7 separate regions of the Mus musculus genome follow, and all the other regions are linked to region 5. A link is a loop called in an ENCODE intact Hi-C map of the cell type or tissue named here. Cell type or tissue: heart. All regions are shown on one strand. Each heading gives the region's core, and the rest is flanking DNA. Links, peaks and the distances in the headings are about the cores only. Region 1 holds the start of Kdm5c (lysine (K)-specific demethylase 5C). Region 2 holds the start of Huwe1 (HECT, UBA and WWE domain containing 1). Region 3 has its middle 12 kb from the start of Iqsec2. Region 4 overlaps Kantr (Kdm5c adjacent non-coding transcript). Region 5 holds the start of Ribc1 (RIB43A domain with coiled-coils 1). Region 6 holds the start of Phf8 (PHD finger protein 8). Region 7 overlaps Iqsec2 (IQ motif and Sec7 domain 2).

The links. A loop is a pair of places that touch in the nucleus more often than their neighbours do. Peaks named below come from ENCODE experiments on the same cell type or tissue, not always from the same donor. Only the 100,000 strongest peaks of a DNase experiment are listed, where the experiment ranks them.
Region 1: a loop joins it to region 5, with 3 times the contacts of the local background. A loop is called at or near these places in 2 of 42 quality-filtered maps.
Region 2: a loop joins it to region 5, with 3 times the contacts of the local background. A loop is called at or near these places in 5 of 42 quality-filtered maps.
Region 3: it touches region 5 in a loop (2.5-fold over the local background); 9 of 42 quality-filtered maps call a loop at or near these places.
Region 4: a loop joins it to region 5, with 2.2 times the contacts of the local background. A loop is called at or near these places in 2 of 42 quality-filtered maps.
Region 6: it touches region 5 in a loop (2.5-fold over the local background); 4 of 42 quality-filtered maps call a loop at or near these places.
Region 7: it touches region 5 in a loop (2.4-fold over the local background); 3 of 42 quality-filtered maps call a loop at or near these places.

What each region holds. Positions count from the first base shown.
Region 1 is chrX:152,230,895-152,235,370 of GRCm38, forward strand. It overlaps Kdm5c (lysine (K)-specific demethylase 5C), which reads left to right and starts at 2,333. Exons shown (of 26, transcript NM_013668.4): 1 at 2,333-2,816. The coding sequence starts at 2,667. In heart, for the core only: no CTCF peak of the experiment used is centred there; DNase peaks (open chromatin) are centred at 1,977, 2,507 and 2,687; H3K4me3 peaks cover 2,777 bases; H3K27ac peaks cover 2,175 bases.
Region 2 is chrX:151,802,264-151,806,739 of GRCm38, forward strand. It overlaps Huwe1 (HECT, UBA and WWE domain containing 1), which reads left to right and starts at 1,019. Exons shown (of 83, transcript NM_021523.4): 1 at 1,019-1,306; 2 at 4,457-4,476. In heart, for the core only: CTCF peaks have their summits at 1,673 and 2,586; DNase peaks (open chromatin) are centred at 918 and 1,638; H3K4me3 peaks cover 2,900 bases; H3K27ac peaks cover 1,944 bases.
Region 3 is chrX:152,129,742-152,134,217 of GRCm38, forward strand. No RefSeq gene overlaps it. Among named protein-coding and RNA genes, the nearest start is that of Iqsec2, 12 kb to the right of the region's middle. In heart, for the core only: a CTCF peak has its summit at 2,479 (motif pointing right); no DNase peak of the experiment used is centred there; H3K27me3 peaks cover 1,536 bases.
Region 4 is chrX:152,320,965-152,325,440 of GRCm38, forward strand. All of the region lies in intron 2 of Kantr (Kdm5c adjacent non-coding transcript), which reads right to left. Among named protein-coding and RNA genes, the nearest start is that of Kantr, 4.3 kb to the right of the region's middle. In heart, for the core only: a CTCF peak has its summit at 2,816 (motif pointing left); no DNase peak of the experiment used is centred there.
Region 5 is chrX:152,013,535-152,018,010 of GRCm38, forward strand. Ribc1 (RIB43A domain with coiled-coils 1) reads right to left here and starts at 2,761. Exons shown (of 8, transcript NM_025660.3): 1 at 2,629-2,761; 2 at 2,247-2,334. Smc1a (structural maintenance of chromosomes 1A) reads left to right here and starts at 2,894. Exons shown (of 25, transcript NM_019710.2): 1 at 2,894-3,106. The coding sequence starts at 2,998. Gm39540 (a long non-coding RNA gene) reads left to right here. Exons shown (of 2, transcript XR_878280.3): 2 at 471-772. In heart, for the core only: a CTCF peak has its summit at 2,366; DNase peaks (open chromatin) are centred at 2,827 and 3,307; H3K4me3 peaks cover 2,681 bases; H3K27ac peaks cover 2,049 bases; H3K27me3 peaks cover 320 bases.
Region 6 is chrX:151,518,895-151,523,370 of GRCm38, forward strand. It overlaps Phf8 (PHD finger protein 8), which reads left to right and starts at 1,778. Exons shown (of 22, transcript NM_001113354.1): 1 at 1,778-2,543; 2 at 3,494-3,682. The coding sequence starts at 3,585. In heart, for the core only: a CTCF peak has its summit at 1,685; DNase peaks (open chromatin) are centred at 1,697 and 2,207; H3K4me3 peaks cover 2,995 bases; H3K27ac peaks cover 3,000 bases; H3K27me3 peaks cover 487 bases.
Region 7 is chrX:152,172,910-152,177,385 of GRCm38, forward strand. The region is part of intron 2 of Iqsec2 (IQ motif and Sec7 domain 2); the gene reads left to right. Among named protein-coding and RNA genes, the nearest start is that of Gm52430, 28 kb to the right of the region's middle. In heart, for the core only: a CTCF peak has its summit at 2,587 (motif pointing left); no DNase peak of the experiment used is centred there; H3K27me3 peaks cover 1,384 bases.

The DNA of each region.
Region 1 (4,476 bases), core at 256-4,255, 220 kb after region 5:
CAGCGCCCAGTTTCTGATTGTTCCTCAACAAGACTTGAAGCTTGGAAAACACTGAGCAACTTTCACTGAGCAACAAGTTTCAGCCTAGACTGTCACAGGCAGAATTTATGGGAGTCATACAGTTGTAGGTTTGAATTCTGGCTCTGTCACTTTCTATTTATGTGACTTGGACCTGAGTTTCATTCTACTCATCTGAAAGATGGGAGAATACTACTCCCCAGCACTTGGCTTTTTTTTTTTTTAATTTTCTTTCTTTTTTTTTTTTCGATACAGGGTTTCTCTGTGTAGCCCTGGCTATTCTGGCACTCACTCTGTAGACCAGGCTGGCCTCGAACTCAGAAATCTGCCTGCCTCTGCCTCCCAAGTGCTGGGATTAAAGGCGTGCACCACCACTGCCCTGTAGCACTTGGCTCTTAAAGAAAGGCAGACATTAGGCTGGTGAGATGGCTCAGTGGTTAAGAGTACTGACTGTTCTTCCAGAGGTCCTGCATTCAATTCCCAGCAACCACACAGTGGCTCATAACCATCTGTAATGGGATCCAATACCCTCTTCTGGTGTGTGTCTGAAGACAATTACAATGTACTCGTATACATAAAATAAATAAATACAAAAATAAATAAATTAGCAATGAAAATAATTTTTTAAAAAAGAGACGCAGATATTATTATCTCTAATCTTCCTAAGTAATGAAAGGATTACTTAACTTCATTTTATGAACAAGAAAACCAAGGGTCAGGGACGTGAGGTACTTGGCAGGGCCCAGTGAGTAAATAATCTGTTCCAGGAAGGCATGCTTTTGTATTTTCACATGCTCACAAAAGTTCCTGTTGCATAGTATGACTTTCACAAATACAAATCAATGCATTTTATATCACTGGCTTAAAAGACTGCTCGGTTTCCTTTTGCCCTGTGGTATGTCTGGGCTAAGGACATTAGAGGAGACTGGAGGAAGAATGGGTGGTGCTGAGACCAAAAGCCTGGTGTTCTTTACTCTTTACAGAGATGTTCCTCAGGTAGAAAAGCAAAATGTCTTCAGGTGAGGAACAGCAAACTTACTAACCTTAATTTTAATGCCTTTTCTCCTGTCCAGTTCCATTACTTTACATTATTATTACTATTATTACTATTGAGTTTTTGAGATGGGGAGTAGCCCTATCCTGGCTATCCTGGAAGTAGTTCTGTAGACCAGGATGACATTGAACTCAGAGATTCATCTACCTCTGCCTCCTGAGTACTGGAATTAAAGATGTATGCCACCATGCCTGCCCTTTTTTTTTTTTTTTTTGGAGACAAGAACTCACTGTACAACCTGCCTCTGCCTCCCAAGTGCTGGGATTAATGGCATGTGCCACCTACTGCCCGGCCATTAGTAATAATAATATTACTACTAGTACTACTACTACTACTACTTTGTGAGGCAGGATCTTGCTATGTAGCTCAGGCTGGTCTCAAACTCAAAATCCCCCCCTTTTTAGCCTCTATGTACTGCATATACATGGAATAAACAAAAATGTAAACATCCAGGCCTTTTGGTTTTTTTGTAGCAGTAGTTGCTACAAAAATGGATACACACATATTATACAAAGTGTTTATATAGTTACAATGTATACCAAACAGTCGAAAGCATTCTTTAAAATGCTGATGGCCAATGATACTGGGGAGAATAATGCATTTTTACTCTACGTGGGACTGAAGCTTCTAAAACTCCACATTCTCTAGGGAGTGAGGAGTTTCCTTCTTTCATTTAAAAACAAAAACCTCAGAGGTGTAAGTCTGGTAAATCTTCAATTCACTCAGCAGTAGACACGCGGAATGGGAGGGGGAGGGGGAGGAAGGGGGCGGAGGTTCCTCGAAATCACCGCCTTCCGTGGTTCTCACTGAAAGGACCTGAGAGAAGCAGCAAAGGACATTGGGGAGGAGACAACCGGCTTGGGATCTAGGGTGTGTGCGTGCGCGTGCGCGAGCGTGTGCGAGCGCGCATGGGCGCGTACTAGTTTAGGCTCACTACTTATGGACACTAGCTCCTCTTCCGGTTTGTCTAGAGACTGCGCATGCGCATCACTGGCCTTTAAACGTGCATCGCCGGTCCATCCGGTAAAAGGATCCGGCCATCGATTTACAATTTTGTTCTTCCGCCAATGAAATGAACTATTTTCTCTTAGCCTGAGAAATGTTTTTAACTAACCACCTCCAAATAAGGGACATATACAACCCGATTTCTTTCGGTCATCACATGATGAAGGCTTCCTAGGTTTTTTTCTGACTCAAAGTAAACGGAACTCGGAGAGACACCTTGCGGAGGGATCTGGTTTGTTGTGGTGAGGTACAGAGGTGGGGGGGAGGAGACGCTGACAAACCAAGATGGCGGTGGCAGCGGTGAAACCTGCCGCGACTGGGACTTAACTGTAGTAGTGAAGGCTTCAGTAGTTGGGAGGCAGCGGTAAGGTGTGGAAGAAACGGAACAGGACTAAGAACCTGTAAAAGGAACCTCAGCCTGAGACTTTTAGAGCACGGCACCCGCCCCCCTAAGCCCTTGACGGGCGGTGGCCGTCCTGCTTAGGGCCTAGACTCCGAGAAGTACCTCGGTTTCAGACAGCGGCGGCGCCATGCGTCCTTAAGGGCGACCTGAGCCCTCCCGATCTCTGGCCCAGCCCTCGGGCCCACCATGGAGCTGGGGTCCGACGATTTCCTACCGCCGCCGGAGTGTCCGGTGTTCGAGCCTAGCTGGGCCGAGTTCCGAGACCCTCTTGGCTACATCGCGAAAATCAGACCCATCGCCGAGAAGTCCGGCATTTGCAAGATCCGCCCACCCGCGGTAAGGCTGGGAGCTGATGGTCGCCAGCGGCGAGTTTGTGGGTGGATCCGGGTAGCCAGTGGTGAAGTCCCGGGCGGAGGGCAGCAGGTGTGGGAAGAATATGGGATGGCTGGTATTTTGTGGATGCCTCACGAAGCGGAAAAAGGGTGCTGGGGTCAGGGCTCCTCGTTTTGTGGCATACAAGTGACCTGGGGTCTGAGACCCACTCCCACTCTGCTCTTGAGAATTTCCCTTGATTCAATACACAGATGCTTAATGGGCTGGGGAGAGTTCGCAGGGAGGCACAGAGACTCCCATCTTTTACTTTGTATCACCCTGGTCGAGGCAGTTACAAAGTAACGACTACTGTCATTATTCCCTTTAAGGCAAGCTGTGTGGTGTAGTGGAAAGATCACGTCTCAAAAGGGAGTCAGACGTGAGTTTAAAACTACTTAGAAGGTTAGCAGCTGTATGACCTTGGGCATGTAAAGTAATCCCTGAGCCTGTGAATTGTGTGCTGGGAATAATTAGATTAAACCAGGTAACATAGTGCACTCTGGTAAGTGGTAATTACTGTGACTGTGAAGGTGCTTGATGTGGTCATTGGTTTGCTTCTGTGTGTGTTGACTCATGTTTACTCACGCTGTCAGGCCAATTCATCTCTGATAATATCCTAGCCTGGTGGCCAGTCAGGAAATCATTCTCACAGGGAGTGCTCTTTCTGGCTCCTGCGTTTTCTAGTTGAAGGTAATGTCAGAACCTTCTTGCACATGGTCCCCACAGCCTTCCTATGGAGAAGTTTAGACCAGTTAGCTTGGTATGGCCTTCTCAGAAGATCTGGATTCTACCTCAGGCTCAGAATGTAGATGATCCTATAAGATAAGGTTTTCTTGGGTCCCCAGGAACAATAGTGGAGATATGGAAATCTTCCTTTGCTTCCCAAATGTTCAGCAAAAAGGACCATATTGTTGCTTCTAGTCCTGACTAGCCCAGGGGAAGTTTTCCAAAGGCTAGGACAGGCTGCTGCCTTGCTGACACACTGGAGGAAACAATGGTGAACAGTGTTTAGTAACCACTTGAGATTCCTGGGCTGGTTTGAATTTATCCGCAACAATGTATCTTCGAGGAGGTGCTTCTGGATGTGGAAGCCTTATTCCCACTTGACAAGAGCATCTTAGGTCTTCTTATCCAATTCAGTGCTTTTGTTGCCCTTTCATAGGCTGGTTTTAGATGGATCCTCCGGGCCCTAGAGTCTAGAGTCCTTGTTGGTCACAGGTGTCTGAAGATGGGTTTCTGTTGTGAGGGAGTCACAGCTATTAGTGACAAGCCAGGAAGGCTAGCAGAAGGGAAAGGTTGGACTCCTGGATGGCCTTATGGAAATATTCCTTGACGTGGTCAGGAGACGCCTAATATGGGGATAATTGAGGTCTCAATTTCCCTTTTTTCTCCCTTGGGCTTTTGGGCAGGTTGGCCTTATGTAGGTGCTCTTACCTTGTCTTGGGGAACCAGGATGGAAGAAATGACAAGGACATCGGTGTGTGTGTCCATCCTTTCGTCCATCTGTTCATCTGTCCATCTGTCCGTTTGTCCCCAGGGGACTGTTCTTTGGTAGGCTTCTTTTCTCCACTCCAGTAGCTTTGATTCTTTCCAGTCCTGACTTTTGTTTTTGTTGTTCATGATT
Region 2 (4,476 bases), core at 265-4,264, 210 kb before region 5:
AACTTGACGATTCTAAAGTTTATGAGGGGGGGATGGCTAAGAATAACCAAGAAAATGTTTTTAAAGATGGGGGTGCTTGTACAATTAAACTGTACTCTGAAGGAAGCATGTTTAAATTAGAATAGACAGAACAATGGATTAGAATGGAAAAGCTCACAAACGGGCCAGACTGGATCCCGATTTATTGGAGAAACATTGTTGGTTAGACATGCAAAAACTGCCATATTAAAATCTCCAAGCGCCTTTCTCCCCACCCCAAGCTTGAATTTGCTTTTGAGGGCAGACGCCTTTGTTTGGAGAAAACCACTTTATTGGGTCTTTTTTGTTATAAGGTAAGGAAAGCCTCAATATTTAAAACTGGTGACTCCGGAGGTAGAACTAATGATATGAGCTTTTAGTGAAAAGATGGATTCAGGTTAGCCTGCAGTGCGGCGAAGGAAGAAGTATGGATATTAGAGGTCTTTAGATTTTTCCCCCCATGTTTTGAGCACAAAAACTGGTGTGTCATTGTTTCCATTTGCATTTGTGTGTTTATTGTAAATTGAACATCTTTTATGCGTTAGTTAAGACTAGCACGTTATTCCTCGAGGCAGGTAACAATGGGAACCCATTCTTTTCGCTTTCGGAATGGAGTTTGGCTAATTGGTACAGCCCTGCTGGAAGCGTGAGAATAAACAGGTTGACTTTTTAAGCACTAGGCAGGCTCCAGACACCTAAATCGGGGGCGGAGGTAGTTTTCAAGACATGGCCGAGATTTGGCGCTGAGCTGTGTCATCGCGAGGTTTGGTAGCAAGCTCCGCAGTGGGTCGGAAACCTCGTGGTAAGCGAGATCCCTAAAGGACGAGAGCTTCCTCCCTTTCCCCGAAAAAACTCCCAGTCATTTTCACGAAGCTCCGCCTTTCTCCTTTTTAGGAGCGTGCACCTGGTCTCGCGAGATCTCATGTTTCCTAAAGGCGAGGCGCGGGCGGTCTCCTGCGGTGAATTACGAAGGTCTCGGCGAGGCTGAACGTAATATCGCGATAGTTCCTACGGCGCATGCGGGAGCCGGCGGCGGCATGCTGGCTCCGCCCCGTAGTGCTCCGTGAGGTTGTGCGTCATTTGCTTTTCGCTTCGCGTGGGGTGAGAGCGGAGCGGTGGCGATTTGGGGTTTGGTGGCAAGCGAGGGTTGGGACGGGCTGGGCTCAGTTTTTCCTGGTCCGGTGGAGGTTCTCCTGGGATCACGCGAAGGCGGCGGCCGAGGTTGGCTACTGAGTGCAGGAGCTGCGGAGGCGCGAGCAGCGTCTTCTGGTGCTGCCGTTCTTAGCCGGTGAGTTCTCGCGGGAGCAGGGTTACGTCCTCGTGGGGATTCGCCGGCGGTGGCGGAGATACCTTGGGGGTGGGGGGGCAGTGACTAGGGTCGGGCCGCCTGTTAAGATGGCGGCGGCGGCGGCTGCCTGTCTTGCTCTTACACGGTACCAAGGGGTTAGCTATCCGCGTTTGTGACGCTTCTCAGGTACCAGACGTTAAGGAGATGACGAATGGCGAAACGTCGTGGTGCCGGTAAATCCTTCCTGAGCTGAAGACCATCCTGTTTCTTACCGGTTAAAGCGACACCATTTCCCCCGGCCTCTGCCTCGTGTGGGCCTGCCTTTGCCCCACCAATCGCTCTTCGCCTCTGTTTTCGTCGTCGCAGTGGGCGGGTTGGGAAGTGCGGGAGGGAGTCCATAGTTCATTGGGTAGTGGGCTGGGGATTAGATTAAAAAGTGGGAGAGAGGGACGCACCTAAGATTGTTCTCATAATTATTGCGCGCTTGCTGCTTCTCAGCCCTTGCAGCGACCCATATGAAACCCCTAGTTTTTCTTGATCCGAGGTGGGCTCTGCTTCCCTGCTCCCGCGGCTTTCGGGCTAAGGTTTGAGAGGTCAATCTGTAGAGTCATTAGAGTACCTTCCCTTTCCCAAATTCTGTCTCCCTGTCAAATCGCTCAGCTACGTGAATATCGGGATGCATTATTAAGGGGAGAAGTTAAAAAAAATCCTATCACTCCTCCTCTGTAGTCCTAATTTAGAGCCTAGCCTGAATCATCTACCCTGTCCCATGTCCTTCCGTGGTGCTTTTGGCGCAGATGTTAAAAGAGCTTATCTTATTCCCTGCATTTACTCCATCTTTGTGGATGGATCAGCAGTAACCTTCCATTTTCCTAGGTCCTCTTGCTTGTTTATCCCTGACGCGGGGACAGCGTACTGATTTCTTCAACTTTGAATGTTTTGAGACCATACTTGGGCAGAACAATAAACGGGTCAGTGGTCGGATAATTGCAGTCTTAGTGGTCTCCTTCGTGCCCCCACTAGGTGAAACTTTGCCTTTCCAACCCCTTCCACGCTACAAGCTCTGGGACCCGCCCCCTTTCCCGCCTATGTTTCTGTAGTCTGCTGGTCTGTATATCTTTTTGTTTTGTTACAGCTAACCAACATTTAAGAACTAAGTCTCACTTCTTAATCCTTATATTTCTCTCTTAACTGCTCTTCCTCCCACCCCCAGGAGCTGAATCCCCTAGCAAGGTGTCGACCCCCAGTACCTTTTCCTTCCTCCAGGAGTTTTACCCCTAAAACAGTCACGCTCCTTTTAAATTTAAATTTACTTCCTTTCTCCTCAAATCACTTCTATTATAGACAATTAATTCCCTATCACGTGTTTCCTTTGTAGATAACATGATTTGAATTACTTTTTATTTAGCACCAGTGTTGCATAGATTGAGGAGATGCTGCCAACATTTCCAATTCATAGGAAGCAGCCTGATTTAGAAAGTTAGTGTTTGCTTCCAGTTCACATTGAACTCATGACCTTGGGCAAATTACTTTTCAGATTTTGTTTGTTTATATAATGAGGGTAGTAATGCTTACCTTGTAGAAAATTTGCCTCAGAAAGTTTGGGTGCCTTTTTAATGTGAAACTGTATTGGTAGATAAATGTTTTTGTGCCATATTCTACCTTTATAGCCTGGTAAGGTTTTTAAAAATTGTTATTTCTTCAGCTGTATTTTTCTATGTTTAGGAATAATACCTATTCGCTCCTGTCTGCTTTTAATTTTTTCCTCATAAGCCACTTTGTATGATCAGTGGTTCATGTTTGAATATGTTCTCACTATTTGAAGCTTCTACTGGTGTAAGACTTTTGAATGCAAAATCATTCTCTTGGAATGACCACCAGCTATGTTTCGGTCATGAACCACACCCAAGTGTTCTACCTTTTGGAAGGGAGTGCCTCATCCCTTGCCTACTCATTTTTGCCACTCCTTCAAATACAGTCTGTCCTGTCCTTCACCTCACAAAAGTCTTGAAATTTCATGCCATTGCCAGTTTGCAGTGTTAAAGAGAACTTAAGCTTCAAGTGTTTTTATTTCTTTCTCTTTACCTCATTTATTTCTCTTTACCTCTATCATTTTTAGACAAACTTTGTCTAAGTTGGGTCAGTATGGGGGGCATATTTGGCAGTCTTTTTATTTAAGTAGGATAATACCTATATGCAAGACATTAGGAAGGTTGATCTAATTAAATACCATCATTTCCCCCTCAAAGGCAACCACAGATGACTCTTTGATAACTACCTCCTGTTGTGCTTTTGCCATTTTATATTTTCTAACATTTTACTCGGAAGTAGTTTTTCTTACTACTATATTTTTATTAGATCAACACTAGAGTGGTTTTTTTCCTTAATTATGTTGGTTGGGTGATGGGGTTCAAGTAGGAATATAGTTGCAAGAAGTATACTATCATTGACATTTTAGTGGGTAACATCTGATAATTAACTATTTGTGGATTTCCGTTTTGAGCTTCAGGGTTTGAGTTGGAAGTGCTTTAGGAAAATGAATTTCCTCTTTCATTGAAAGACAGGTCACTTTATTTTGAGACTCTTGTCTTGATTCCTTTTACAGTGGGTTAAGCAATAATCACTAACTCTTGTCCTTTAGAATTATACTAAATCTGGGAATGATGATCAAGGCATGACCTAAAAGGTTTAATTTATTCTAGGTAGATCTCTGAGAAGAGAGGAAGGAGTGGCAGTACCAAATAAAAACTTTGTCTAAGGTTCAGTGACAAAGTTCAACCTGAATTTCCAGGATGTTTATCGTTTGTCTCCCAGTATGGCCAAAAAGCACTTATGAAGGTGAAAAATAATTTTAATGTGTACAGCTTTTTCTTTTCATAAAATATGTTTTCCTTAGTGTCAGTTTGTTAAACATGCTATCATTTTGTTTGAGTTGAAAACAGTTTTCAGGGGTATTGTCTAAGTGTCACTAGAAACACTATACAGTTCTTTTTCAGAGTGTTTAGTTACTGCTCAAAGCAGGTTCTAAAAATGCAAGTTGGCATTTAAGGGCTATTGCTTCAAAAATAACTGATTGTGTCTATTGATACAGTGGTTAACTACCCAATTCTAATGAATAATATACTTCTTTTCCACAATCTTTTTTTGTAGGTCCTTCAGTAGCCTGACCT
Region 3 (4,476 bases), core at 314-4,313, 120 kb after region 5:
GTCAACCAGAGCAAGCAGAGGTCCTGAATTCAAATTCCCAGCAACCACACGATGGCTCACAACCATCTGTACAGCTACAGTGTACATAAAAATAAATAAATAAATAAATAAATCTTTAAAAACAGAAAAAGAAACTGTGTATAGAAAAGGAAAAAAACCATATGATCATTGGGAAAGATGCTAAGGAAGTAGTAGTCAATAAGACTTAACCCATGTTCTTGACAAATAAACATCTTAGCTATTATGAAGAAGAAGAAATTTCCTTAACTTGATTAAAAAAAAAAACCTTCAAAAGCCTACATCAAGTATTATATATGATCGTAAAGCAGGGAGCTCTCTTTCTTTTAGATGAATAACATAGATGCCCATTTTGTCTCTTTTGTTAGCTGTAGCTACAGTAAAACCTGTATCTCCACATTCTAGAGATCCCACACAGTAAGACAAGGGAATGAAATAACAAGAATTTGGAAAGAAGAAACAAAACTGCCATTTAAATCTGTCTTGCATCTTTCACTCACTATTCCTTCTGCTTCCTGGAGGCCCAGAGGGGAAGTGGGGGTGGATGGGTGGGTGGCGTGGGGTGGGGAACTGTCCATATAATAGCTCCCTCTCTGAGCCACCTCATCTGGTAAGGTAAACCCTCTTTTTGATTCTATCTTCCTGTGCTGTTCATAATCTCCTCCCCACAGGCTAAACATTCTCAGTTTCCTCAATAGTTCTTAACTATTTCCAGATCTCTCCTTCCTAGCAACACACTCCATTTTGTTTTGTCCTGTTCAGTTTTGTTTTCTAAACGGTGCCTAGAACTAGGAGAGAAGGTGAAGAAACAGGAGGCCGAGAAAAGATGGAAGCACATAAAATCAGACTGAAAACAGAGCTTGAAGAGGTAAGGCAAGGAGGTATGAAAAGGCATGGGACAGCTCTTGAGAGCAAAGAGCCTGGCAGAGAGAGCTTGTGAGTAGTGACCAATCTCCTTGACTTATTTTCATGGGACAAGGAGAGGGATACAGTTTAGGATACGATACAGTTTAGGAGCACAGGATCTGAAGCCCGCTACAAGCACTTAGTGGCTCTGCTATTTCTCCTTTCTAGCTCTCCTGCTCCTGGAATCCAGGACTGTCACTCTGGTAGCTGGAGTAGGGTTGGAGGCAGGGGATATTGACAAAAGCCAGCTTGGAACAGGAAAGTTGAACAGTTCCAGGTCTCTGTCCAGGAGGCAGGAGCAGCCGCCACAGTGGGAGGGAGAGGCAAGCCAACAGCTGAGTGAGACAAGGCCTGGGTTATTTTTTTTCCAGTTTGTTGGCATGTGGGTGGATTTTTCTCCTTTTTTCTTCTCTCCTGCTCTCTGCCGTTTCCACAGAGATGTGGGAGTTTGCAAATTTGTCTCAGTGGAGGGGAGAGGCAGGAGCTGATTTTTTTTGGGGGGGGTCCTTGTTAGGGATCAAGGGAACAAAGAAGGACATATAAATTTAGGCGGTCAGCAAACCAGGACCTATCTCCTGACAGACTTGCTAGGGTTAGGAAGTCGGGCAAGGTGGCTTCTTTCCCAGTGCAGCTGCAGGGATGCTTTCCTACCTCTCAGCTTTCAGTTCTCAAAACCATCCCACCTGGTGATTTTGAAAACCTCCCTCCCCATCTCTCCTTTATCTGCCTTGCCAGATGCCCTTCCTTGGGCCACTGGACAAACCTGAGACTGCCCTAAGCTATAATTGCTCTCCTCTCTAGTATTTCTGGGGATGGGATTTGGGGTGGGGCTGAAAAAAATCTTTAAAAGGGTGGGAGCGGGAAGGGGTAAAGAAGCAACGGAGGGGAAAGCATATGAGGGCAAAGTGATCTGTCAGGGCAAGCATGTGGGAAGTGCCCCATCTTCTTGGCTTATTTCCCTGGGAAATATTTTCCTTGCTACACATTTAGAGGGTAAAAAAAAAAAATACCCGTTGTTTAAAGGGGGAAGGGTTTTGAAAGGCTGAGGGAGCAGTGCAAGGTGATTTAGGAAAGACCTCCTGGAGAATTGGAGAGCCTCACAAACTGACAAGTAGCTGAGGGGGTGCTAGGTATAGGCAGAGAACATGAGGCTGCGGGTCTGCATGCTTAGATGCTATTCTTGGTTCTGCTGTTAATTTGCAACAAGATATTAAAGACGGAGGTTTTTTTTTTTCCATTCTTTCAGAATTTGCTTTTTCATCTGGAAAATGGGCTGGATCTTGAAGGCTCTGTCCAAACTGAATTCCTAGTCTTGGGAGTCATGAATTATGTAGTGAGTTCATGTGTATGCAGAGTATGTTGAACATCCTGGATGGAAAAACATGGCCAAATGCCCTGATTTAACTGTCATTCAGAGCCTTCAGTGGGATCTAGGGCCTTCAGTGATTAAAACAGTTGTGGGCAAACTGGAAAGGTTGGTGACTCTAGCAAAGATCATACCCACTAATGATCATTTGATCATCATTGTCATTATTATCATTATTATTACCACCAGGGGGCAACACTCTTCTGCTGGAGAGTAGGTCTTACCCTACCAAAAGGTTCAGAACTGTCTCCTGAATCCAGAACCAATCCTTGTTCTCAGTCTTGATCCTATAGATGAGAATGCTAAGGAACAGAGCAATCTACGAATTCCGAGTCTCTAGGCTTCCTGGGGCAACCCTCTGTGGTCATCTGCTAGTTGTACTCAGTTTATTTCACTCTAGCAGAACAGTCTGCTTCTTGAGGGACTAGGGAAATAAAGGAATTATGAAATGTACCTGGCTTTGTCTGAAAAAAAAAAAAAAAAAAGAGACACTTTCACAAAGCTGTGTGTGTTGTTCTCCCTATGGTTGCCTAGCAGCACAGACATTTCATCAGGCCATCCTAGACTAGCCTCATTGATGCCCAAACTGGCTATCTCCTTCCTAAGGAAGTGATTTGGATATACTGCCTTATATCCCTTATCACACTAAATTGTAATTATGATATATGTATCTATATATTCGGGTGTTAGTCCAGGCATCCAAAAAGTATGGATTGCTTATTGCTTACCTACCATGTACCAGGATTTTTACTATACCTATGACATTGAACGTGAAGTGTAACAATAGACAGAGAAACACCTACCCTTGAGTGTTAACAGTTCGAAGAAGGAAACAGATGGTGAGCAACAAAGAACTGCACCAGTCAATATGCAATTATAAACTTGCTGTGCTGAGCAAAGAAAAGGACTCTCAGACAGCATCTATCGAGGGACCTACCTACACTAAGAAGGAGAGAAAGGGCTGCTGATGAACTAAGATCTGAAGAATAAGAGGCAGTAAGTATGCAAAAGTGAGAAAGCAGCTTTCCATGACAGCAAATGGACAGCCCACGGGCAGAACATTTGTTCCTTGAGGGCACAGTTTATCTCCTGTCTACTATTGTATGGCTCCAGGCTTCTGAAACAGAGATGTGAAAATCTGTTCGACTAGAAGTGAATGGTATTTTGTCATAGAAAGTATCACAGTGTTAGAAGGCCTAACGTATAGTTTCAGCACTTTGGAACAATTCTGCTGAGTTCAATTTCCCAACTGTTAATTGTATACCCACCATGTGCAAGGTGCCAACATGAAGCCTTGTGGAAGAATTGAAAGAAAACTTGGTTTTGCCCTTGAGCAACTCTTAGTGAGGTGAAACAGGCAATGGGTTGACTAGTCCCTTCCATTCCACAAGGTCTGCCTTGATCTGTCTGTCTGTCTGTCTGTCTGTCTGTCTACCTATCTAGATGGAGTCTTCTTATATAAACCCAGGCTGGCTTCAAACTTGTAATACTCCATCCAGATGCTGAAATTACAGGCATGAGCCACCACAGCCAGCTCCCTCTGAGTCTCTTTATTGGGTCATAAAACAAGGGATTTGGACCACATGATCTCTAAAGTTCCCTTTAAACTCTGAACACCAGCCCATGGTGTAATGAGCAATGGAAAGGACTTTTTGGTTCCTTTCCCCCTATAAGAATCATATGGAATAGGACTGGGTTAGTGCAGGCTTGGGTTCTGTTTATAGCTCATTATTCCCTTTATGAATGTCTCTGAAGTGGTCAAGGTTCATTTGAGCTAGAATATCCCAGTATTTGGTGAATCTTTGCTTCTTTTCTGTTCTCCCTCCATACCTTTCTCTTTTCCATCCTGTCTTCTAATTTACAGCTAGGATGATGTCTTTCACATGGTAGGGCCATAAAGGGACTTTGAAACCATCTTATTTAATATGTTTCCACTCTCTATTGCAACAGACCCTCCAAATGATACCATCCAGTCACTATTTGAAGGCCTCCATTGATAGTGAACTAGCCTTGTTGTTTAAGCGTCCTTGGAAGAGGTTTCTTCCCTTGGTCTCTGTCTCCCTGTTATTTTCACCCATTACATCTGGCTGTGCACTTTGGAGTTATGCAGAATATTTCTACTACATTACCCTCCTGGTAGCCTATTGGATATTTGAAGATAGTAATCATTTCCTTAGACGCCTGCT
Region 4 (4,476 bases), core at 323-4,322, 310 kb after region 5:
GTTTGGGACAGTGCTCACCATTCCTGGATTCCGTCATTGGCAACAAACACAAAAGCAACCACATAGAGTTTGGGTCTAGCATGAGGGCTTTATTGGGCAAACGTGTTTGCTGTCAAGCCTCATTACCTGAATTTCATCCCCAGAGCACTCATTGGGTATGGAAAGAACTGATTCCCACAAGCTGTCCTTTGACCTCCATATATGTGCTGTGTGTGGCATGTGTGTACCCATACACACAATAGATGAATAGATAAATGCAATATAAGTACAGTAATGTGTTGCTTAACAGCAGATACATTCTAAGAAACTCACTGGTCCTTTTACAGGGTCTTATGTTCTACCAACTGAGCTACTCTGGGAATAATACACATCAAAATTTGTTTCTAATCAGGCCCTGAACCTGCTTAGCTTCTAAGATCAGATGAGGTCAGTCTTGTTCATGGTGATGCTTTTCTCACGTGTTCCCTTTTATCAGCATGTACTTATACAAACCAATGTGTATGATGCCACTAGATGATTAATCTTATGAGACCAGTGCCGTATTTTCAGTTTGTTGTTGGCCAAAACATTGTGATACAGCATACGAATGTAACTATGGTGAAGGAACGCGGCAGGCATCACATTGAACAAGCAGTCCAAGCAAAAGAAAAAAAAAAAAAAACGTCAAGAGCCATCTAGGATAGGTTAAGGCTACCAGGTAGCCTTCCTGGAAGTGGCCTATCATTTTTGCATTAGTCTACAATGGGTTAACTCGATGGCAAGGTTCCAAAGAGAGTTGATTTCAGGATTGCTTCTTGCACCTGATATGCCTTCCCTCTCATCATTAAATAATATAATAATCCCTGGGCATTAGCCCACCCTAGTGATCAGATTTCCTGCAGATCAACAAAAAGATGAACTTTCATGAATTAATGCTGTTTAGATGAGTTAATGACCTTATAGAATTCCTGATTTGATTCAAATAATTTTAGGAAGAAGGTTTTAAGAGATGGTCTTAGTCACTTTGCTAGAAAGATGTAACAAAGTTAGACTCAAGAATAGAACGTGCCCACTCCTCATAATAGTAAAGGCTGCATAATAAGAAATACAATGAGATTTCTTTTTTGGGGGGGGTGGGGTGGGGAGGAAAGGGTTTATTTGGCTTACACTTCCATACTGCTGTTCAGCATCAAAGGAAGTCAAGACTGGAACTCAAGCAGGTCAGGAATCAGGAGCTGATGCAGAGGCCATGGAGGGATGCTCTTTACTGGCTTGCTTCCCCTGGCTTGCTCAGCCTGCTCTCTTATAGAACCAAGACTACCAGCCCAGAGATGGCACCACCCACAAGACTCCCTCCTTGATCACTAATTGAGAAAATGCCTTGCAGCTGGATCTCGTGGAACAATGAGCTTTCTTAATTACACTAAAAAGAGAATTAAACTTGGGACAAATTTGTGTTCAAGGAAAAGCATTCAGGTCCAAGGGTGAAGTCACAGGTGTGCACTATGATAAGGCACAGCCATGTAAAAACTATTGCCTTGAACTTAATATTAACATCCTTCTGTAACTCCCATTTTACGTAACATCTTATCTCTGAGGTGATTTTCTAAAGAACATTTTGTCTGAGAAGGTTTAAAAAGACCAAAGAAAATAAATAAAATTGTTGGTTGGATGGTTTGGCTTGGGGGGGAGTATGCCCCACCCATCCACCCACCCATCCATCCATCCAATGTATATGCCTGTTTCTCTGTACATACATTTGTAGATATATGTGTATATGTATGTAAGCATGTATAAATACTTGTGGAATATATGAGACGGGTGGTTGGGCCCAACAAAAATGTGAATGTGTTAATGTGCAAATGAGAATGTGAATGAGAATCTAAATGTATGTATGAATGTATATGTTTCTGTGTCCATATCTGCCTGTATAACACATCTTAGTTCTTTTTTTTTCCTTCCTCTCTGGTTCACAAAGAGTTAACCAGCCTAGCAAGAGAGGCTTCTGGCTGCCTGGACAGAAAAAAGGAGAAATGTACCCGCTGCTAGGCAACAGGTGTTAATTGCCCAAGCCAGTGGTTTTTAACCACAGAATAAGCAAGAAATTTTTTAGTAGGACATTTTAGAAGTTATCAGCAAGCATTCATTATAGCTAGAGAGCTCGAAGGCCAGAGACCACCAGTCTTTAAAGCTACCTCTGACACCATCAGTTTTTAAAAATATGTCCAATTCTGTGTCCTACTTCAAACCATTCCAGGCCGTTCTGGCTCCCAGCCAAAAACAAACAAACAAACAAACAAACAAACAAAATATTAGGACAAAATGTTACCATGTCTCTCCTGATATAACAACAAACATGTAACATATCTTCTGGTATGCATGCCTAAAATGCAGACCTTAAAACTAATATAATCACAACAAAACTTACACAAACCTGAATTCTATCAAATAACTAGCCAGGATACTTAGAAAAATAACAAATTCATCTAAGAGTGGTGGTATTCCTTTAATCCCAGCACTCAGGAGACAGAGGCAGGTGAATCTTCGTGAGTTTGAGGCCAGCCTGGTCTATATAGAGAGTTCTAGGACAACCAGGGATAAGTAGAGAGATTCTGTCTTAAAAAACAAAAAGAAATACAAAAAAAAGACTAAAAGAACTGTTCCAGATGAGGAAACATGACTGAATGACAATTATCTAATTTGGGTATTTTGACTGAAGTATATATTGAAACTCTTCCAAAAAGTTTAAAAATTCTGAAAACTCAGGCTGGAGAGAGATCTTGCAAACCACCTGTAACTCCAGTTCCAGAGAATACTATGCCCTCTTCTGGCCTCTGTGGGCAGTGCATTCACATGTCAGCAAAACACATAAAAAATAAATATATCTTTTTAAAAATATGAAAACACAGTCAGGCAGTGGTGGCGCACACCTTTAATCCCAGCCCTTGGGAGGCAGAGGCAGGTGGAGGCAGAGGCAGAGGCAGGTGGATCTGAGTTTCAGGCTAGCCTGGTCTACAGAATGAGTTTCACAACAGCCAGCACTACACAGAGAAACCTTATCTTGAAAAACAAAACAAACAAAAAATGAAAACATAGGGCTGTAGAGATGGCTCAGAGGCTGAAAGCACCTGTTGCTCTTTCAGAGGACCTAGGTTCAATTCCCAGCACCTATGTGGTGACTCCCAACTATCCATAACCCCAGATCCAGAGGCCCGGTGCTCTCTTCTGACTTTTTTCTGCACCAGGCACACATACAGTGCATGTACATACATAACGGCTGAATACTCATACATATGAAAAAATGAATAAATCTAAAAAAATAAAACTAAAAAAACTTTCTGAAAACAGGGTTTGGATATAGCTCAGTGGTGGAGTGCTTGCCTAGCATGTGAGAGAACATGAGTTCACTCCCCAGCACTGAAAGTAATCAGAAAACAAAAACAGGGTTAAAAAGAAAAGAAAGAAAATACGTGGAAAGGGCAATTAGAATCAAGGATACCTACTCCCACCCCTCACACAGTGGAGTATTAGAAGGCTACAAGGGTGGGCAAGAGTGTTCAGTGGAAAGCCAGATCACTGCTCAAGTCAAAGAGTGTTTCGGGGTGGGGTGGGGATTTCTAACTGGCATGATTATTGGAGAGCCTTAGTGCCATTAGTGGGCATCTACTATCTCTGGTAGATGCCCAACGTTCTGCAGTACACCAGACAGCACCACATAGCAAAGAATTGTACCACATCCATACAACTTTAGATTGGCTCACCAAACCATTATTTAAGTTTAAAGAAGTCTGCTTATTCATTTCTAATTTATCCACGTGACCAACATTTAAAGAAAGCCTGTCAAGTACCAAGAAGTGTTTTAGGTACTACAGACCCATCAGTAAGTAAAAAAAGAAAAAGACAAAAACCCGTCCCCTTTTCTAGAGCTTACAATTGAGTGGATAATTAGACAACAAACTACAAATACAATAGAAGTAAATAACATACAGCCATACACTATATAATGAAGTTATGGTCAACAATGGCCTGCTTAAATGACGTTCATCCCATAAAATTGTATCCTCTGTGATGTCACAAAGGTCTTAGTTTGAGTAAGCACTCTATATTTTTGCGCAATGACAAAATTACATAATGATATTTTCCTCAGGTTATATTCCCATTGTTAAGCAACACATAACTAACTGTACGATGTAAGAAGATGGAATGCAATGGGAACTAATAAAGTTGGGTTAGTGTTCAGACTAGAATGGAGTTGTTAAGCAGGATCTTCATGGTAGATCTCAACAAGAAAATGACAACAGAAACCTGAAGTGAGGGAATGAGATCTGTGGATAATCTGGGGAAGAGTATTTATTTGAAAGGGAGGGGAAGGCCTAATACATTGAAATAACCTTAAGGAGGCTATTATAGGTGAAATGGAGTAGGAGGGCAGAGTGGTAGGACATAAGGCTAGAGGAGTTACTAAACAAGGATATTCATTTATACTCGCTTTTTTAG
Region 5 (4,476 bases), core at 308-4,307:
ATTATAGGGTGTAACCAACCACTCTGATTAGATTTGAGACCTGGTTCTGGTCCACAAAAGGGAATTCATGCCTGCTACTATAAATCTGGTCAAACGTCCATGTCTGGGCAGGTCATAGGCCCTAGGGGGAGAACCTACTAGTACTGTTTTTCTAAATGGTCATTTCTGTCAACCTGCCTTCTAAATATCTGTATTTATATTCATAGTTTAGTGCTGCTCTCCAAGGAGCTTCTTTTTTCTCTAGATAAGTTTATGCAGAAACTCACAACGCTCAAACTGTTGAGAATAAGTGACTAGAATGAGTGCCTAGCCCTAAATGAGATGTGTGTGTATCACCACTACTCCAAAGTTCAGGGGCCGTTATGCTACAAGGACTGGACAGAATGGAAAGAGCTGGAGGATGGAGGGCAGTACTGGGAAATGCTGCCTTTTAGATATGACAGAGCCATGCACTTGTGAATTCACAGCAGCTGTGGTCACCTGCAAGAGACCTGTACAAGACCGGTAAAAGAGCAAGCCAGTGAACCTTCCAGCATGGATGGACGAGGCTCCTTTCCAGTTGAAGAGCTATTAGAAGTTGATACCTGCCAAGGAATTGTCAATTTTCTTGCAGGTGCATACTATGCACATGTGGGTAGGACCAATTGGACTCTGAATCACAAAAATGTGTGGGATACGATGGGGCTTTAGAGGACAGATGTTGATATGAGGGTGGATATGACCCATATTCATTGGTACATATATGAAAGTATAAAATAAAAATAAAAAACTGGCCAGGTGTGGTGGCACACGCCTTTAATCCCAGCACTTGGGAGGCAGAGGCAGGTGAATCTCTTGAGTTTGAGGCCAGTCTGGTCTACAAAGTGAGTTCCAGGACAGTTAGGACAATGCAGAGACCCTGCTCCCCCCCCCCAAAAAAGAAGAAAACCAAATCAACCAAACTACAACAAACAGTAAAACAAACAACCTCTCCATATTCTAAATTTATAAAGATACTCTCCTATATATTCCACAATTCCTAAAGTTTTGCCTTTATCATTTGTTTTGAATCCATTTGAAACTGGATTTTGTATATATTTAGAGATAGGGCTCCAATTTAATTTTCTCCCAAGCTACATTTAATCTTTGAAAATTAAATAGTAACTTTTAAAAATGTATGTGAGATTTCAAGCCTCTGATGATTTTATTCCCTCATGTTGCCTGTGACTGGTTTCCCAAAAGAGCTTCATATCAGATTCTATCAACTGAGCTTTCTCACCTTCCTAGACTCTTTAGGATTCTTCCCAGCTTTTAGACATTATTTAAAAATAGTTACAGGAATAGGACTAGAGAGATGGCATGGTGGTTAAGAATACTTCCAGTTCTTTCAGAGTTCTTTGAGTACTCGTGTTAGGTGGTTCACAACTACCTGTAACTCCAGCTCCAAGGGATCTGATGCCTAATGTCTGTGGCTTGTGCACACATTTGATCACGCTTGCACTTGCACACAGTTACAAAGCCGGGCAGTGGTGGCACACACTTTTGATCCCAGCAGGTGGATCTCTGAGTTCGAGGCCAGCCTGGTCTACAGAGTTCCAGGACAGTCAGAGCTAGATGGAGAAACTTTTGAAAAAATAAAAGAAGATACCCAGGAATAGCTGTGGAAACCACCAGACTCTTTCCATATCTAACTGAAAATGGCACTAACCCCGGCCTATAAAGACAATCTGTTGTCACAATAGGGGGATGATTCAGTAGACATCCTGGGCTGCTAAGATCATGACTATAAGGTGATAGAAGGGGAATGAAAGAATGAAGAAAAAGGGGATGGAAAAGAATTGGAGAAGGACAGGGTATAAAGGAGAGAGAGGAGAGAGGAAGAGAGGGGGGAGAGAGGAGAAAAAGAGGGAGGGAGAGGGAAGGAGGGGAGAGAGAGGGGGGAGAGGGAGAGAAAGAGGGAGGGAGAGAGAGAGGTGAAGAGGTGGAAATGGGGGAAACTTGATGTAATGGAGGGAAAAGGACAGAGTTGGAGCGAGAGAGGGAGGGAGGAGAGAGGGAGAGGGAAGGAGAGGAGAGAGAGGGGAGGGGGAGAGGAAGGGAGAGAGGAGAGAGAAAGAGAAAGGGAGGGAGAGAGGAGAGAAAGGGGGAGGGAAAGAGACAGAGGGGAAGTGGTGGAAATGGGGGAAACTTGATTTAACAGGGAGGGAAAAGGACAGAGCTGGAGCACTGGCTTAAGGACCTGGACTCCTAGTGTTCACACAAGATACCTTTCTCAGTACAGAATTCCAGTTTTGAAGCTCGAAAATGGATTGGACCCAAGTTGACTCTTGGATTTACAACGGCAGTCTTTAAATTCTGCTTGGAGAAATAAGAGAGAAGCAGACGATAGGGGCAGTATTTCAGAACACAGCCTTTCCCAACTTGTATCTCTGTTGTCTAAGAGATACTCTCATCGTCCTCACACTCTAAGCTCGCCTCATCTAAGTCCTCCCTTTGATCCCTCTTCCATCCCAAACTGCCCACCCTTCCGAGGGCGCCTTCCCATTCCCGACTGAATCCTTGGCTGAAGCGCTTCTCCCCGTCTCCCCCCTTGCTGGCTAGACTACAAACCCCAGCCGAGCTTCTGCCTCCCACTAGCTCTGGCAGAACCTTGAAGTGACTTCTTTCCCAGCAAGCGTGGGCTCAGACCCCGCCTGCTTGCTCTGATTTCCCCCGAAGTGATCAGAGCACTAACGCTTCCCGTCCTAGTTGGCGGCCACTTCAACAGTTGCTGGGTAACTACGTAGAGGGGCGGGGCCTGAGCGCCCAGCGCGTGCTCCAGCCGGGCAACAATTCAACAAAAGCGCTATTTCAGGCGGAAGTGACCATTTCTGGCCCCGGAAACAGGAAATCGTGATTGGCTTGGACTTATTATCGCGAGGCTTACTGTACACCCGGCTTGCACTGCGCTATTTCCCGCGCGGGCTAACCTCGTTCCCAGGAGTAAGGCGCGGCCTTTCCTACGCCAGCGCCGCTGTCATGGGTTTCCTGAAACTGATTGAGATCGAGAACTTTAAATCGTACAAGGGTCGACAGATTATCGGACCATTTCAGAGGTTTACCGCCATCATTGGACCCAATGGCTCTGGTGAGATTAAAACCGGCTGTGGCCCTGCGCGCGTCCCGGTCCGGTTCCCCCTGCTTGTCTGCAAAGTAGTACAACCTACCCCCATGCAACCCGAGACATTGTGAACCCTGAAATGTTCCTTGATCCTCTTGGTGGGGCTTGGATCTGAACTTGCTTTCCCTTTTGGCATACACTGAACTCGAGTCTCTTCCCAACTGTCAGTTGGCGGAGTTCGGCGCAGACCCCCTCTGGCCCGAATGGTATGGGCCGAACCGTGCGTCGCCCCGCCCACTACCCCTCCCGCCAAAAGAGGCGTTCCCGAAATTTGCTGCCAGTTGTTTGGCCCGCGGCTTCCTTCCGGTCTGCATTGTTCCACCTTCCTAAACTTGTTTGACACCTCTGGGAAAATTTGGGAACCGTAACTCTGCTTTGGCGTCCGATCCCAAGCTGTGTACTTTGTGCTCTACTCAGCCCTCCCCGCACCCGCACCTCCCGATGGAACGCTCCACTCTGATTCCTTTCCCCCCCCCCCTCTCTGCTGTGGCACTTTTGAATTTCTGACCCAGCGTTCCGCTCAGCAGCGTGGGATTGCGATGCCCCCCACCCCTCCGCATGCCCCCCACACGCCTAAGAGATTGTTGCTTTGATTTGCCTTTTTCCTACCAGAAAACCGTAAATAAGCCTGAACTTGTTCGCTTGCCAAATTGGTGGAGGGTTTGGGGTTTTATCAGTTAAGTTTATGCGGGGAGAGCAAATCCGAGATCGCGGGAAAGGAGAAGCAAAGTACAAAATAAGATAACACTTAGGCCATTATAAATGTTTTGTAGAAAAGGGGTTAGGCTGATAAGTTAGAGTGACTTTGATAGTAACCCTACTTTTTCATACTTAAGCCTACTATTTCATATCTTAGTTTTTGCTGTATAGCTCGTAGTTTCCTCTCACCCATCTCTAGAAGTATTCGTTATGAATCTTTGCTGTGTTCCTCCACTCCAGAGATATTCTAGTTTACTCATTTTCTAGCCTGCTAGGCCACCCTTACCTTGAAGTAGCTCATAGCGAATACCTTCACTGGACTCTTGCTTGCGGTTTTGTTCTCTGTCTAGAGCATTGTTTCCTAACACTAGCTCTTTAGCCACACACTTTCTCTGTGCGGTTGGTTCTGTGCATTGTAGAATGTTTAGCTGTTTTCCTGACCTCTCTCCACTAAATGACAGCACCTCCACTCCCCTGAAATGCCCATCAAAAATGTGTTCGGACAATGTCAGAGTTTGGAGTGCGGGTGGGGGTGGTAATGACGGGTTACTTACTTCCCCTACTACGGTTTAAGAACCACTGGCCTAGAGGGTTGATGCTTTGAGTTCCACTAAATTTCTTAGGATTTTGGTCTTGTG
Region 6 (4,476 bases), core at 109-4,108, 490 kb before region 5:
TCAATTTTTGTCGTTGTTTTTGTTTTTTTGTTTTTTCGAGACAGGATTTCTCTGTGTTCAGCCCTGGCTGTCCTGGAACTCCCTCTGTACACCAGGGTGGCCTTGGACTCACAGATAACTGCCTGCCTCTTCCTCCAGACTGCTGGGATTAAAGGCCTATGCCACCATTGTTCATGAACCTTATTTTTGTATACAGTAGTATTAAACTTTGTTTTTGAGCTGTGATTTCATGTATCCCAGGCTGGCCTAGAACTTTTGTAAATAAGGATGACTTTGAACTTTGGGACCTCCTGAGTACATGGGCTACCACCCAAGGCTTATGCAGTTCTGAGAATTGAACACTGGGGGTTTGTGGATGCTAAGCAATATCCTACCAACTGAGCTGTATTGAGGGCCTTAGCAAATCTTTATATATCCTCTTAGACTCCCTGCAGCATAGCTTACAACAGCAAGCAGCCCATGAGGCTTAGCTTATTTTACTCTTCATTTTCTTTCCTCCCTTTTTCCTTTCTTGTTAAAGTTGTCACTCTCTTGCCCCATTCTCTCAGATGGTTTTTAAAGAGTTCTCCACCAGATAATAATCACAGCACTCAAGAAGCCGAGGCTGAGGTGGAAAGGAAAGGAGAAATGAGGAAACAAGAAGAGGGAAATTATTTTTCTCTGACAAGGACACTTTTGTCCCTGTATATGTTTGCCAGAAAACTGTTTTACACATATTCTTTTTTTCCACGCCACTCTTCCTCTTTTGGTAAGAAAATATTTTTTTCTAAAATTTCTTTATTTTTATGTTATGTGCTTTGGTGTTTTACCTGCATGTGTGTCTTATGTGAGGGTGCCAGGCCCCCTGTTACAGACAGCTGTGAGCTGCCATGTGGGTGTTGGGAATTGAACTAGGTCCTCTGGAAGAGCAGCCAGTGCTTCTAACCTCTGAGCCATCTCTCCAGTTCCAGAAAACAACTTTTAATACAGTTTATTCTATAAAGTAATGAGATCCTGCAAGAAAGTGATACAGCAAGAGAACTAGGGATATTTCATTAATGTCTGAAGAAAAAACAAAATCAAACAGTGCCACCTTAAAGCAGTCAGAAAATCCTGGTACAGATATATGGAAAGCCGTGAACTGATTTTTGCTTCTCATGGAATTGAACCTGCATGGTTCATGACAGAGACCCTGGGAAGAGCCTGCTGGGGGAAAGAGGTTTTTTTGTTTTATTTTGTTTTTTTTAATTCCCAGGCTCTCAGATCACTTTCCTTCTCTAAACCTGTTTCTTCATTTGGTGATAATCGCAGTTTTTTTCCTCTCACAGAGTGAAAGATTAAATGATAACTCCAACCGTGGGAAAAGGACCTCGTCCACTATCAGGGCTCAATGGACAGGAGCCTATCCCCCAAGGCTGAAACCCGCCCCCGCAGCCCTATGTAACACTTCTGCCGCCCGGAGCCACGGACCTCACCTCCTCTCGGAGGAGGAGACTAGCGAGGGGCGGCGAGTGCTAGGGGGGCGGGCGGAGGAAGGTGCGGGTTTGGCTTTTTTTTTTCCAACTCCGTGTTTACCCGGGGTTACGGAAGACTTACGCTCCAGGCCCCACTCAAAATGGAGCCAAACTACCGCCTCGCCTAAGATGGCGGCTCCTCCGCCTATCAGCTCAAGGTCTTATGCGCCATTGGGCCACCTAGACGAGGCGCAACATCCTAGGCTCCCTCAAGGTGTCGCCCCGCCCCATGACGTCACGCAAGAGCCGCCGGCTTGACGTGCCGGGCTCCACCTTCACCTCCCGTGCCCGAGCCTCGTAAGATGGCGGCGGGCTCGTCTCTTTCCCAGAACGCCGCCACTCTCAATATGGTAGCTGTTTACCATATCTCTCCACCCCTCTCCGCCTCAACTGCCTCGCGATTTTGAATAAACTTTATTGATTGCTTTGAATCTCCTACAACCCCCCGAGAGTGGCTTCTCCCGGCGACCTCTCCGGCGGTCTTTCTCCAGCCGCCGCAAGCCTGTCTCGCGAAGGGGGCAGCGACAAAGCCACTTGCCAGTGCGCCCGGCGGCCCCGACCCCGACCCCCAGCCCCGGCTGAGACCTCGGTCTCTAGAAGGCTCTGAGGGCCAGACGGTGGGAGGGCTGAGGTGGACACTGCCCGAAAGCCCCGTCAGAGCCCGGGCACTGCGTGACGCGGCATGTGGTTTCTAGGAGAAGGCAAGTCAGCTTCACAGTTTGGCAGCGGCAATCCCAGCATTCAGCGCGCGCCGCCTCGGGCCGGAACTGCCCGGCCAGCCTGTGCTTAGCGCAGAGCTGGGTTGCCCCGGAGCGAGCCCAGCGGCAGGCGAGTCTCTGGGGCTGAGCTCTGTTCCCTGAGGACTTGCCCCCTGCAGCCTCGGGCATGAAGAGAGCTCTGTAGCGTTTGGGACCGTGGACATTTTTTATCAGGTTTGGGGCATAAAAAAGGTTCCTGTCAGTGTGTGTGTGGGGAGGCGTAGAGAGCTCCTCGTAAGTTTTGGGGGCTGCAAGCAAGCTGCGTTCTAATTTAAGACGAGACGTCTGTCAGGTGAGGGGTCCAGCCGAACCCTCGGCGGTCGGAGGGGATTGCAAGGCAATGCCTGCCATTTGGAGCTGTGGAGGGGAAAACAAATTCTTCGCTTAGTTTCGCGGCGGCGAGGAGATTCTAGTGGGTTTCCTGGGGCTTCGAAGAGATCCTTTTCAGTGTCAGGGGGGGAGATGAGCTCCCTGTCAGCTTTGGAGTGGAGGACGAAATTGCGGTTTATTTCATTTTGGAGCAGAATGAGACTCCTTACTGCTCGGGAGGGAATGATACTGAGAATGACGAAAAGGATCATTTAAACTCTCCCAACGCGATCCCAGGACTGTGATTTGAGTTGGGTGCCTAGTCTTGTTTGTCTTGTTCCCGAAGGCTTTGGGGGGTGGGGTGGGGGGGCGTAATTCGGAATAACCTGCGGAGACCTTCAGGGATTTCCGCATCTCTGCTTCTTCCTATTTTGGGGGGCTAGACAGGGTCTCTGGTCTCTCCCTCAGCTTCCCTCTTCCCAGCCTCATCCTTTATGCCGCGGTTTGCGTCATAATAAAGGGAGCTGAGAGTCCTGGGAAGCAAGAGGGCAGTGAAGAGAGGGGGTTCAGTGAGGGATTAAATAAGCTTCCCGAAAGCTTTCAGATATTTACATGAAACCCGGAAAGAAGTTGTCACTGACTTCAGGGCCAAAGAAGGTAGGGGTCTGGGGGAGGCGTTTGGAAGGCAGGGCAGAGCAGATAGCAGAACGTTCTTGCTGTTCTTTCCAAGTGAAAGAAATCCTGAAGGGTGGGTGGACTTTCTCCACTTAACTCCTGCACTCTCACCAGCTGTGTTGAGTCCTGGCTCGGTTACTCCCTTTTTCAGAACTGGAGGTTGGTACCCAGGGGGTGGGGTGGGGGCGGAGACACGGAACGATTTGGAAACCCGGGGCCGGAGGAGTCACTTGGTAAAGAAGTGTTGTTTGTGTCTAGCCATCGTCTAGAGAAGGCGCTTGTTGCTGCCTTCAGACCCAGTAAAGCTTCAAAACTGGCACGGCGCAAAACGATCCAACCCCCTGTGAAGATGGCCTCGGTGCCTGTGTATTGCCTCTGTCGACTGCCTTATGATGTGACCCGCTTCATGATCGAGTGTGACATGTGCCAGGACTGGTTTCACGGCAGGTAAGAAGGGCAGGCCAGGCTGGTCAGGGAGCATTGGCCAGGTGTGTTGTTTTCACTTGCTCTCTCCTCCTCTCAGCCCTGTTTTCTACCTACTGCTCAGAAACTAGCCCCTCCGTCAATTTACTAGACCTAGGTTTTTCTATCGCTCCTTGCCCAACAACTAGGTCCTAGCTGACAGTGGTCTGTGGTTTCTCTCTGTTTCCCTATGTATATTTATTGTACTTTGTGTATGTACATGAATATACATATATATGTATATATATGCATACGTATTTGATTTTCTAGCTGCGTTCTAGCTACAAAGAAATTATCAGTTGTATGGTTGTGTTTTCCCTCGTATCCTGGCTTTGGGGGAGGCAGCACTGCATTTTTGAGATATCTGAGTTTAAGAACATGGATTTCTTTGTAACTTACTATCAGTGGCCTTGGCCAAAGTTGCTTTTGCTTCTGTGAGCCTCACTTACAAATCAATACCTCTTTCATAGCTGTAAAGCAGTTTGCTTGCATTCTATAAATGGATGCAGAACCAGAAAAATATTTTATTTCTGTGCCGTCTGCAGGACTGTCTAACTACATTAAAATTAAAAGACGTAGGGTAAAACAACAGGACAAATGCACCTGTCTGTCACCCAGGTTTCCAGTGAGATTAGTGTATATAATAAAAATCAAAATATTATCCTATTACTGAGGGAATTTGTATACTGGAGTTTAATAAAAAACAGTATTCGGGACCATTCTCTTACTATATAAGTTCTAGAATGTTAAGTTGTCAATTTTTAAAGGAGCTGTTCCTG
Region 7 (4,476 bases), core at 296-4,295, 160 kb after region 5:
AATCTGGTGGTTGCTGCATTTGTCTCTGTGTGTCACTGAGTGTCTCTCTGTGTGAACGTCTGGCTGTAATAGCAAGTGTCAGGAAATGAGAGAGGGAGCATTTGGGCTAACAAAGACAAATGCCATAATAATTGCAGTCACTTCTCCTGATGTTTCCCGTATACCAGCCCCGTGCTTGCATTCCCAAATTTCACTTGTTATAGTTTGGGTACATCTTGTTGCAGGGAACAGAAATTTAGCCAAGCTAGCTCAAGAATAGAGAGGGGAGGACTAGACTGAGGCTACACCTCACAAAATTAAGAACAATAAATTAATGATAGCCATGCATTTTCACCACCAAAATCAAGACCCGAAGTCAACGAACAAGATTGCTCTTTGACTCTGTGAATCTCTTGGGCCTATGTCTTGGTTTTATCCCTCATAGCTTGCTTGACCCCTCCCCCCTCTTTGCAAATTCTTCTCTGTGGCTTTTTCTGCTGCTGTGGTATACTAGCATGGTCACAACCTAGAAGCTATGTGACTTAAGGTCCCTGTCATTTAACTGCAAAGATCCTGTCCAGCCTCTGGTAATACAAGACATCGAGGTGGATTTCTGTTCTCTTGAAAATGGATGAGGGTAGAGAGATAAAATACTTAGAACCTGGTATTTCTTTTGCACTGAGCAAGGTTTTTACATGCACAAAAGCGAGCATAGGAGTTGGGTGTCGTGCGTGGCACATGCCTTTAATTCCAGCACTTGGGTAGCAGACACAGGAGTTTGAGGCCAGCCAGGTCTTCAGGGTGAGGTCCATGACAGCCAGGGCTAAACAAAGAAACTCTGTCTCAGAAAACAAACGAACAAAAATTTGAGGTCAGATGTTAAGATTGCCCATCCACTGAGTTTTTGGTCTCTACTTAATTCCAGGTGACCTTTCTTCTCTGTTTTCAAGTTCCATGTTCATATATCAAAACACTATTATATATAAAACAAATTCTTCACTTTTTCTTATGATATTTGTATTGAACCCAGAACCTCATGCATGCTAGACATATGCTCTATTCCTAAGGTACCCTGCTTATTTATTTATTTTAAGTCAAAATGCCTTTTAAACTTTTTTGGGGTGGAGGCAGGGGAGGATGGAGCCCCACTATGTATCCCTGGCTAACCTGGAACTCTCTATGTAGACACATCTGGCCTTGAACTCCCATTGAGAGCATTCCTGAGTGCTGGAATTAAGGGGATGTGCCACCATGTCCAGTCCAAAAATACCTTTCAAGTGCATAGTACAAATGATCATTGCTACCAGTTTGTGGCAGTCTTCATAGCCTCAGAACAACTGGCATAATGGTCCTGATGGTGTAGCTGCTACCAAATTCATGGTCACTTTAGATATTTTTCTGTTTTGTTAGTTCAGTGACTACATTTATAGTTATTTGTAGTATATAATTACAGACACACATTATCAATATTAGCAACATGACGCTTGAGCTTACTTCTCCATTAATACAAACCCTGCAGTTTCTACATTAATTACAGAGGGAATTAATGACCCCTTAGACAAGTTTTCACCTATTAGTAAAGAGTTAGGAACCAGCTGTGCCAGTAATGACTGGTCTCCAGATGTGAGGGCAATGCCCATAGCTCTGAAGTTGACCCTGACCTAGCATCCTCTAGCTAAAACTAAAGTCTTCTTAACACCTCATCTGGGGCCTTCTGGTTCTGGTCCAGCAAGAGATGCTGATATTATTTTTAATAAATATGTAGTATTACTGTTAAGTCTACGTGACAGAGATTATTCCAGGCTCGGGCAGAGTCTCTTTTCTTTTCTCCTCTTCTTACTTTGTTTTTATTATTCCAAATACTAATTATTGCTTTTAGCTCTGAAAATATCTATTGAATTTTAGGTAGTGTTAGAGACTACTTGACACACATTATCTTTAGTCTTCATGACCATTCTGCCAATTAGAGGCGATTTAAGGGTGGGCAAACATATCTAGAGGAAGTGAAGTGACTCGCCAATTCATGCATTTTGTCCTTCATTCAAAGATGATTTATTGAGTAGCTACCAATACCAGTTGATTCAATATGGCAAATAAGATGGTGCACAGTAAAGTGATGGACCCTGCGCTGGACTCCCCTGTCTGGTTAGGAAACAGAAAATATCCACAATTATAAGAATGCCTTAGTGTCTTAGTATCAGGGACAATTCCCAAGCTGATGGTCCAAACTGAGACTTAGAGGATGAGTAGAAGTGATCTAAGGGAGGATGATGTGGTGTGAGATGAAATGGACAGTATTATATGCTGGAAGTGTGGGAGGCGTGGTTGGCACCTGGATTTGTGCGGAACTAAAGCTTCGTCTGCAGTGGGAGTGGGTTGTTAAGAGAAGAATCTGGAAATTAGAAGAGTGTACTTTAGGAGGCTGGAACTGGGGCCCCCGTCAGTTGTACCACTGCTAGGGAGCTACAGGGCTCAGCTGAGGAGTTTCCATGCTTCCTGGGCTCCTTGAAATGTGTACAGGACCAGGCAACCTCCTAGGTGGGTCTGTATGTTAGCCTCACTATATTATAGTGGCTTCAGTGCCCTCTAGTGTCCACTGGCCTATCTTGCAGCTGTGCTGTGTATATCGTCTCCCACCAACATTTATAACCAGCTGGGCCTGTGCTAGGTGCTGGGGACATTGGGATCAGTGAGACACCTGTTCCTACAGATTTCCAAATTAAGTAGATGAAACTGTGAACAGTGTTGAGAGAAGGTGGCTGAGAGACGAGCAGGGTGGAAGGGGACTAGGGAGGTGATTCACCCTGCCTAGATGGGATCAGGGCAGGTTCCCAGAAGACACAGCTTCTAGCTGATTTTTGAAGACTATTCAGGTGGGGAGGTGGCTCTGGGAGGCCAGGGGGAGAGCACAAGTTAAGATGAGGCATGGAATATGAATCAGAAGATGGCCTGGTCGGCCATCAGTGGAAAGAGAGGCCCATTGGTCGTGCAAACTTTATATGCCTCAGTACAGGGGAATGCCAGGGCCAAGTGGGAGTGGGTGGGTGGGGGAGCGTGTGGGGGACTTTTGGGATAGCATTGGAAATGTAAAAGAAATAAATACCCGGGCTGGTGAGATGGCTCAGTGGGTTAGAGCACCCGACTGCTCTTCCGAAGGTCCAGAGTTCAAATCCCAGCAACCACATGGTGGCTCACAACCATCCGTAACAAGATCTGACCCCCTCTTCTGGAGTGTCTGAAGACAGCTTCAATGTACTTACATATAATAAATAAATAAATAAATCTTTAAAAAAAAAAAGAAATAAATACCCAATAAAAAATTAAAAAAAAAAAGATGAGGCATGGAGCCGCTGAGTATGCCTGGGAATTAGAAGTCATTCTGTCTGGGTGAGGTGCAGGTTGGGGGGGGGGATGTGGTACATTTCTGTAACCATAATACTGATAAGATGCAGGCAGAAGGAGCTCAAGTGTAAGGCCAGCCTGGACTCTGAGGTAAAACCCTATCTCAAAACAAAACAAAATGGAGGGAGACCAAGATTAGCTGAAGGTGGAAGATGGGAGCTAGGTCACCTAAGGATCTATGATACCTGCTTATTTACTGGGTATTTAAAGCATGGAATCTAATTGCAAGCTTCTCTACCCTTTGGAATCACACATCCATCTAGGTATCGGATGGAATCTAGAAAATATATTTCTCTGAGAATACTTTCCATACAACTCCAGGGGCTTTACAGGTACTCCCTTCCCTGCCTAGCAATGAACCATAGACTTCCAAACTTACCCTAGTTTAAGTAAGGAAAGCCTATGATGGCCTCCAAGGATTTGCAATATTGAACCCCTCCTGCACCTCCAGCCTCATGTGTGTTCTGCAATGTTACCTCTGCCACATTGGCCTCTTTGAAGTTCCTGGAAGCAGTAGCTCAGGTCTTTTCTTCTGCATAGAATTCTTTCTCCTTCCTGTCTCCATGTGAACATAATATCTGTCTCCGCTCAGACATACACTTCCTGAAGACAGGACATTATCTCCCTTTAGAAGCCAGCACTGTGCCTAGTCCACAGTACCTGCCAGATGAAGGACTTACTAGTACCCTGTGGCTGGAAGAAAGTTCCTCACTCTGAATTCATTCAGCTCCTTGTGAGTCATTATATAAGTTTATGTAACATGCTTAGATATGCCTGAATCATACAAAGGCAGTTCATTAATAGGTATTTTCCTAGAATTCTTCCCCATGCCTGAAGCAAATGGGCTTCTCAAAAGTACCCCCTCTATCCACTGGGAGCTGTTGCTCAAACGATACTCTTCCATTATCATGAGCATACTTGAGCCTATGGAACCTTGACAAGAACCTATGAGGTAAGCCAGGTGTGGTGGCACTCAACAAGCTGAAACAGCAGGACTGCTGTGAGTCTGAGGTCAGTCTGGGTGACATAACCAGTAGCAGGACAGCCCAAGGCTATGTAGCCCCCATCTCAAAAAATGACAAATGAAAAAACAGC